2 separate regions of the Homo sapiens genome follow, and region 1 is linked to region 2. The links are chromatin loops, found by intact Hi-C in ENCODE. Cell type or tissue: chondrocyte. All regions are shown on one strand. Links, peaks and the distances in the headings refer to the core of each region. The heading gives the core; the rest is flanking DNA.

Region 1 (4,376 bases), core at 120-4,119, 290 kb before region 2:
CTCAAAAAACAAACAAACAAACAAATAAACAAAAAAAGGCGGAGCGCGATGGCTCGCGCCTGCAATCCCAGCACTTTGGGAGGCTGAGGCGGGCGGATCACTTGAGGTTAGGAGTTTGAGACCAGCTTGGCCAACATGGTGAAACCCCATCTCCACTAAAAGTACAAAAATCAGCCAGGTGTGGTGGTGGGTGCCTGTAATCCCAGCTACTCAGGAGGCTGAGGCAGGAGAATCGCTTGAACCCATGACCTGGAGGCTACAGTGAGCTGAGATTGCGCCACTGTACTCCAGCCTGGGCAACAAGACTCTGTCTCAAAAAAAAAAAAAAAAAAAAGACTGGCCCTTCCCCTTCAGCTCTTCCTCAGGGTCCCTGAGCACTCTACACCCCCGTCTACACTGAGCACTCCACCCTGCTGTCTACACTGAGCACTCCACCCTGCCATCTACACTGAGGACTCCACCCCACTGTCTACACTGGCTGCCTCCCGCCCTCACCTCCTGCTAAGGCCATTCCCCGCTGCATCTGTCTTCTAGATTCTGCAGCCTTCAGCACGCTGGGCCCCTCCTTTGTCCCCTTGAGCCACCTCCAGCCTCCCCCTGAGCTGCTACTCCTCTCCCAGCAGCCTCCACCCAAGCCCCTCCAGTCCCCAAGCTGTCCCTTGCATCCAGCACTGCCCTTCCACGTGCCCCTTCCCTCCAGCTTCACAGCAGGGTGGGGCCTCCAGGCCCTGCCCACTGTGCCCATCCACAAGTTGTGGTGGGAGCTCCGAGGGGAGGCAGGGGTGTGCATGGACTTGGGACGTCCAAGTCTGGGACCAGGGGCAGCTGGTTGGTGGAGTGTGGAGGGGGATAGGGACTTTCAGGTAGAGAGGCTGTAGGGGCAAGATCGGGACGGCGGATGTCCCTAAGGAGGGCTCTGACCTGGGAAATATTGTGCAGCTTCCTCTTTGCCATTCCTGGAGCTCAGACACTGGCCGGCTCTCACCCCGCCCTTCCTGCAGGACACAGCTCCATCCCAGTGAGTTCCTAGTGTAGACATCTCCAGCAGCACGGATGGGAAAGGAAGTCATCAAAGGTGCCCAGGACCGGAGGCTTTTTCTGGAGGTGGCAGAGGAGGGTGTGGGTCTCAGGGCTCTGGCTGAGGGCAAGCGTGGGAGGTCTTAGGTCTGCACCAGCCCCGTGAAGGCCCCTCCTGCTCCCTGGTGGAGTCCTAGAGGGAACAGCAGCCCCTAGGCTCTAGCAGGAGTGGGTAGGGGCTTTTCTGGCTTCCTACTGTGCCAGCAGGATAGCTGGGCCTGGCACTGAGCCCAAAGATCACATGCCGGGGCATTGGCGCAGTGAGGAACAGACCCTCGCCAAAGCTGGCAAAGAAGACCCCATGGGGTGCAGCTGGTGAAGCTGAGAGCTCAATGTTTGGGGGAGCCTGGCAAAAGGGGTCCTCCCCTCCCTCTGCAGGCCAGGATCGCAGGTTTTCCCTACATGTTGGTAATTCTCAAACAATCCCATGGCCACTGGAGCAAAGATCACAGTGGGCGGCGGCCTCGGGAGCAGTGGACAGGGCACGCAGTGCCTTTGATGCCAGAGCCCTCGCCCCAAAGTCAACAAACTCTGCAGCGGACTTTGCACCCGGACTTTGTTTTCACCATACAAGGAAAGGGACAGATCACAGGCCCTCTCGCTGCCCTCGCTGAGCCGGAAGCTGCAGCGTGAGCTCTCTCAAGCCCCATTTCTAGGTTCCCCAGGCGCACCCCTGAGCCCCTACTCGCCTATTAAGTTCTCCTAATAGCCCTTCAAGGTCTTAATGTATGTCCATTAGACAGAGGGGAAAACTGAGGCGAGGGCAAGTGACTTGACCGAGGTTCCTCGGCGAGCAGGGCGTGGAGCTGAGAACCTCGTTATTACTGCTCCCCACACAACCCTCTGGCCGTTCTTGGAAGAGGCTGAGCCCGGGAGGGCCAGAGTGACCCAGACACCATGGGCCGCCTGCGGTAACACGTGCGGCCACGAGGGGGCAGCAGCGTCCCGCCCGGCCGGGCTCTCTCCGGCGCTCAGTATCCGTCCCAGGCCAAGAAGAAGAAACTCGGGGAGGAGGGCGGAGGGGGCTGCGTGGGAGGACGTGGAAGATGGACGTGGCCAGGGGAGTGGCAGCTGCACACACTGGATGCTGTTAAGATGAAGGGAAAGAACGTGGGCTCCGAGATCACTGGACACGGTTCCACCCTTCTTCCCGCTCACTGCATGGCCCTGGGCGGGTTGTTGAACCCTTGGAAACCTGTTTTTCCTTTTTTCCTTTTTTTTTGAGACAGGGTCTTGCTCTGTGGCCCAGACTGGAGTGCCGTGGCACGATCTTGGCTCACTGCTGCCTCCCAGGTTCAAGTGATCCTCCCAGCTCAGCCTCCTGCGTAGCTGGGACCCCAGGTATGTGTCACCACAGCCGGCTAATTTTTGTATTTTTTTGTAGAGACGGGATTTCGCCGTATTGCCCAGGCTGGTCTCAAACTCCTGAGTTCACCGGATCTTCCTGCCTCAGCCTCCCAAAGTGCTGGGATTACTGGCATGAGCCACCGCACCCAGCAGAGACCTCAGTTTTCTAACCTGTGCCAGCAGGAATAATGATAGCTGCCTAGCTTGGCTGTGCTGGGAATTAAGTAAGATGACCGGGTAGCAAATATGAAGTATTACTGGACACAGAGGGCCCCAGGCTGGGTTAGCAGCGGTGGTCAGGGCTGCTGCTTCCTGGCCTGAGCTCGAAGGAGGGCCCTCATTACCACCTGGGTGAGTCCTCGTCCAAGCCTGGCACTGCTGCGTGGGAATAACTTCTGCCACCCAAGTTGGCAGATTGTGTGCAAAGTTAAGTCCTGACTCTGTGGGGTGGACTTCGAGGCCTCTTCATCGGACCTGCTTCCGGTGACTGCATTCGCACCTCCTCCTGTTCCTGGTTTAACACAGCCCAGCTTTCCTCCTGCTGAGCCCTCCCTGGGCCTGCTGTCACCCTCGTGCCGCTGTGCCTCGCAGTGCCACTCCCTGTACCCTGAATACTTTGCCCTGCCTCTCCACCCAGCTGAGAGTCAGGGCCCCTGTGAGGCTCTGCCCAGCCCGTCCTCCGGGTTTCTGCCTCTGCTGAGCACTTCCCTGCATGATTGCTTCTGAGAGTCCCCCCAGCCTGTGAGCTTCTCAGGACTGGGACAGCTTCTCAGGACCGAGGCTTCCTGGTCTGCTTGCAATTTTACAGGCGGGCACATTTTCCCTTGGCCAACATCAGAGACTGGACATCTGCAGATCTGTGCTAGCCACTGAGCACCCAGGCACCCCAGCAGGTAGCTCTGTAACCAACCCATTCTGTAAAGCTGAGGCTCAGAGAGGTGAAGCGCCTGGCCTGGGGCCACAGCCTGCGTCAGCTGCAGAGCCAGGAGCTGAGATATGCACCTGCGGCTCTGCTCACAGGGTCCTGCACAGACTGCTGCTGGAGCCACCTATGTAGAGTCAAGAGAGTTCATGTTAACTCCCTCTCACATCCCTCAGCCAGGGTGGGGGCTGACGATAGACACTCAGGGATGGCCTACCCTCCCCAACAACCCCCGTCAGGTTTGCCGGATCTCCTTGGAAGAAAAGTTCTGGGCAGAATTCCACCGTTGGCCTGGCCTACACTCTCCTTAGTGGCTTAGGACCCTCAGCGGTGGATAAGTTGTGGGCAGAAGAGATGCAATCAGGATTCTCACCCACTCACCCCTTGCCAGCCCCAATAAGCTCAATAAGCTGGGCTCGGTCTGAGGAAGTGTCCAGGAAATGTGCAAATGGCCTGGGACAGCCCTGTGTTCCTTTCAGTAAGGTTGCTGAAGGTGAGGCTGAAAGTTGGAGAAACAGAAGCCAGTGCTTATGGTTTTAATTAAGATAATGGAATGTATGTATGTATGTATGTATGTATTTATGTATTTATCTTTAGAGATAGAGTCTCACTCTGTTGCCCAGGCTGGAATGCGGTGACACAATCATAGCTCCTTGCAGCCTCGACTTCCTATGCCCAAATGATCCTCCTACCTCAGCCTCCTGAGTAGCTGGGACTACAGACACACGCCAACTATACCTAGCTAATTTTTATTTCTATTTTTTGTGGAGACTGGGTTCTCACTTTGTTGCCCAGGCTGGTCTTGAACCCCTAGCTTCAAGCAATCCTCCTGCCTCAGCCTCCCAAAGTGGAGGGATTACAGGTGTGAGCCACCACACCTGGCCTGGAATTTATTTGTATTCTGCTTATAAAATTAATACATTCTTATTGCAGAAAAGTTTGAAAATAAAAGAAAGGACAAAGAACAAAAAGCGTATATAATTTCACAGCTCAGATCTCACTGCTATTAACATTTTTATTTACTTTCAGG
Region 2 (4,376 bases), core at 125-4,124:
TGGGCACTGCCTGTGGCACCCATACCACTGTCGGGAGAATTCAAGCACTGGGACCCCGGGAAGTGCTCAGTATCCATGGAGGACGGATGTACCAGAGGAGGGCTCAGGGAGGAGACCCCTGGGGCAGGGGCCTGAAGGGGCCTTGATCCAAGGTGGGTGTTGGGGAGACAAGGACATCACCCTGAGACCCAACTGAGGACAGGGATGTGGTGACAGAGGGACTGAACATGGTGGGTAGAGGGCCTGGGGGACCCCCATCAGGGCAGCCAGAAGGCGGGGATCACTAGGCCAACTTCAGGGGACCCACAGGCCCAATACCGCAGGGTCTCCGATTCTGATCTCCTGCAGTGTAGCTTCATTAAACAAACATGATGAGAGGCTGTGATTTTGAACTGAGCTCCTGTACTAGGCCCCAACAGACCAGACCAAACCAAAATGGAGGCACTCATGCCAAATGCCACATCATCAAACCGAAGCTTTAAGGAAGCAGACAGAGCCCAAAACCACAGACCAGTTTCTCCGGGAAGCAGGAGATTCCAGTCCACCTGAGCCGGCATCATCAGGTCCCCTCTGCCTTACCCCTTAGAAAAAAGCAGTCCGCTTAGAAAAAAGCAGTCTGCAGCGATCCGGTATTAGGCGGTTTGGTGTTTCCTATTTTTCTGTTTCCTCCTTTCTGCCTTATGAACCCCCTGCTCTGCCACTGCCTGGTGGGAGCTCTCACTCCATTTTGTAGAATGGAGGCTGTCCGGATTCACGAATCATGAATAGAAGCCAATTTGATCTATAACTAAATGTGTTGTCATTTTGTCTTTTGATGGCCTTAAGCTGGATTTTCATGAGGCCTCCCAAAGCTCAGCAGCCCCTCCCTTGGGGAGCCAGGGACCAGCGTATCCCCTCATTGGTGGCTCGGGCCAACCCAGCCCCGGGTCACAAAGAGGCTGAACAGCCTCGGCTCCCTGATGGGGCACAGTTCCCGGGATGAGAAGTGCCTCCTGCAGGCGGGGCGGGGCTGGCTGGCCACTCCTTTCTTGGACCCTGACAAAGTCCATTGCTAAGAATGATTCTTTCCCAGAGTCATTCATGGCCACATCCCTGCATCAGCACTGGGCATGCAGGCTGGTGCCCAGGAAACGGCTGTTGCTGGAAGGGATACTTGACCCCTGTGGGGAAGGGGCGCACAGTCCTTCCTGGGGCAGCTGGACCCAGAGCTGTTCCCTTGGTTCCCTTGGAGGGTGTCCGGGAATCCCAGGAAAAGGAGGCGGTGGCAACCCAGCTCGGACAACGGAAGGGTGCCTGCTGGCCAGGGGGGTGCCCGGGACCTCGCTGCCACTCCCCAGATCTGCCTCTCCTCCTTCCGCTTTCTCCCCCAGCAGGCAGGCAGATGAGCTCAGCCAGGACACAGTGGCCTCTGAGTGCAGCTGCCGGTGGCTAGGCCCGCCTGGGCTGCCTGTAACCCGGAGTTGCTGAGCTGGACTCTGGCCCGACTGCTGGCCCACTACAGCCCCAGCCTCCCCGGGATACTCTACCTGAGGCTCTGCCAAGCTGCCCTTCCTCCTGGCTGTCCCGCTCTGCCTGGTGGCCCTGCTGTTAAGAAATGTCCAACGCAGGGCCAGTCCCCGGGGGAGGGGTGGGGCGGAGTTGCCCTAGCCTCGTGCCTGACTCTGGCTCTGGGCGGGCTGGAGGCTGCAAGCCAAGATTTCACCACCGCCTCCCTCGGGGGCCTCGACATCTCCTCCCAGACCACAGAGAAGAAGTCAACGCCCAGAGGGCGCCAGGCTAGAGCCACACAGCAGGGCTGAGCTCCGAGCTGAGGGGCAGCCTGAGGAGGAGGAGGAGAGGCTGTGCAGCAGGGCTGAGCACTGAGCTGAGGGCCAGCCTGAGGAGGAGGAGTGGGGCAGTGGGCCCTGGGAATCCCGGTGTGGGGTGGGGAACTATTATTGTATTAATTATATTCTATTATAATATTATGTGGAATGTTATGGCCCAGAATAGCAAGGAAGTCTCGACCCCCCACTCCCAGCCTTCCCTCAATGCCTCCCCTAAGGAATAAGACCACTACTACTCCTGCTGCCCTCCTCCTACCACCTTGCCTGGTTTACAAGACAGGAGGAAAGAGAGAAGGCAAAAAGTTAGAAAAAAACAGAAGTAAGAGAAATAGCCAGAAGACCTTGGCGCCACCACCTGGCCCTGGTAGTTAAAAAAAAGTGATAATAATATCAACCCCTGACCTAAACTACTTGTGTTATCTGTAAATTCCAGACATTGTATGAGAAAGCACTGCAAAACTTTCTGTTCTGTTAGCTGACGCATGCAGCCCCCGGTCACGTTCCCCGAGCTTGCTCGATTTATCACGACCCTTTCACGTGGACCCCTTAAAGTTGTAAGCCTTTAAAAAGGCCAAGAATGTCTTTTTCAGGGAGCTCGGCTCTTGACGCAAGTCTGCTGATGCTCCCAGCTGAATAAACCTCTTCCTTCTTTAATCCAGTGTCTGAGGTGTTTTGTCTGTGGCTTGTCTTGCTACACCCTACCCAAGACTCAGTTTCCCCTTCTGCAAAACAAAGAGGTCAGACCCAAAGGTGGCTGGAGTCTAGAAATACCATCTTAGGGACCATACCTCATGCCTGCTCCTCTCCCAGCGCCCTGTGCTTCCGTGTTCCTCCACACCACCCCATGGGCCGCCCCATTCATAGAGCCTGTCTTTCTGCAGATCTAACATTTTACAAACGAGGAAGTGGGGGCAGAGAGGGGGTGGGATGTGAACATGGGGCGTGTGTGTGGCAGAGCTTCTTGCTCCAGAGCTGGGGCTGCACCCGTTTCGGATGTCCCCTCTGCCTCCCAGGAGGAGTGCCTGCCTCTCTGCTTAGGACCGTGGTCATGATGCCACGTGTCGCCTTGGTGGTTCCTGTAGTCCCGATCTTCCTCAAGTTCGGCACAGGCAGCTGTGCCTAAGCCTGTCCCTGCCTGCCCCCAGCCCGCCCCGGATACACCTGTCAGAGCCAGCGTGCTGTGGGGATGATGTGCAAGCTGCTGTGGGTGTGGACAGGCAGGGGACAGGGTGACAGGTGTGGAGGAAGAGCCTCCTCTATGCCCCTTCCTGGGCCTGCCGCTGCTACCATCTCCCTGGTGCCCTGGGCCTCCGTAGCTCCCGGCCCCGGGGCCTCTGGGCCAACGTGGCACCTGGGAGGTGCTCATCATGGCCCCCCCCACCCGCCAGCTCCCTGCCTACCTGGGAGGGCGGTGAGGTCTTCTGGACCATGCCCACACCGGTGGCCCGTGATTAGATAGTTAGGGTGGGGGTGAAGGACTGCAGAGCCCCTGTCCTCTGTGTGGGATGGAGCCCCCAGCCACTGCCAGTCACGTGGCTCAGCATGTGACAGCCCAGCCCTGCCATTCTCTGGAGCTCAGCCAGATTGAGCGGGTGCCAGGCAGGGCTGGGCAGGGGCTGAGCCTGTAGGTCTCAGCTGGGAGTGAGGCCCAGAGAGGGCAGCCACTGGTCTAAGGCCACACAGCAAATCAGGGACCCATCTTGGCGGGTACTGGCAGGTGGGAGGGGTGTTTCAGGATCCCGAGGGTCCCCTCCCTGGCCAGGGAGCTGTTGAAGAATTTCCCCCAACTCACAGGGGCCGAACTTGTCATGAATGCAGGAGCAACCTGGGAGGAGGCCCCCGAAGAGGCCTGTCCTCCCGGGACAGAACTCCTAGCCTTCCCTGGGAGTGAGGCTCCCCCCAAGGGAGGCCACACACCTCCCAGGAGGGCTGGGCCCTCCCCACTCTGGGTTGGGTGCCCCTCACTACTCCTCAAAGCTCCAGAGGCTCAGTAGGGCCTGGGAGTCCCATCTTTGTTGAGGAGCCCAGGGTAAATGGGGAGCCCTCTGGGTAGGGCACCAGGAGGACTCACTTTTGGAGCCAGCTCTGGGGTGAGGTCTGCCAAGGCCCAGGCCAGCCAGGGGGAGTGGGTGGAGGGGTTGCTCAGGGCTCCGGGCCAGACAGCTGCGGCCCCGCCTGCCCTGCCTCCTCCTTGCTGGGCTGACGCTTCGCCTCTTTGGGCCTCAGTGTTCCCATGTGAGAATGGGGCTGACTACAGTCCCGGGGGCATCTGTGGGTGAATGAGAGGGTTCGGCAGGCATGGATCTCAGCACCTGGCATGGAGGGCGTTAAGTGTGAGGTCTGGGCTCAAATCCTGGTCCTGTCACTTACCTGTGTGACCTAGGTTAGTGTCTTAACCCCCCGTGCCTCTGCCTTCCCATCTGTAAAATGGGACATAAGTGATTGTGAGGCTGAAACAAGTTATTCCATGCACGTGGGCCCGGAACTGTGACCATTCCAAGTGCCCGGCCCCCTCTGGAAGGGTCTGAGAGCTACCTTCCAGACTCTAGG

Evidence for each region. Peaks named below come from ENCODE experiments on the same cell type or tissue, not always from the same donor. Only the 100,000 strongest peaks of a DNase experiment are listed, where the experiment ranks them.
Region 1: a loop joins it to region 2, with 2.8 times the contacts of the local background. A loop is called at or near these places in 2 of 110 quality-filtered maps.

Annotation. Positions count from the first base shown.
Region 1 is chr11:68,295,544-68,299,919 of GRCh38, reverse strand. It overlaps a transcript of LRP5 not described here. Among named protein-coding and RNA genes, the nearest start is that of LRP5, 15 kb to the left of the region's middle. RefSeq lists an enhancer at 432-1,179. In chondrocyte, for the core only: CTCF peaks have their summits at 1,785 and 2,001 (motif pointing right); no DNase peak of the experiment used is centred there.
Region 2 is chr11:68,007,543-68,011,918 of GRCh38, reverse strand. ALDH3B1 (aldehyde dehydrogenase 3 family member B1) reads right to left here and starts at 1,592. Exons shown (of 10, transcript NM_000694.4): 1 at 1,527-1,592. RefSeq lists an enhancer at 1,245-2,073. In chondrocyte, for the core only: CTCF peaks have their summits at 1,965 and 2,165 (motif pointing left); a DNase peak (open chromatin) is centred at 2,772.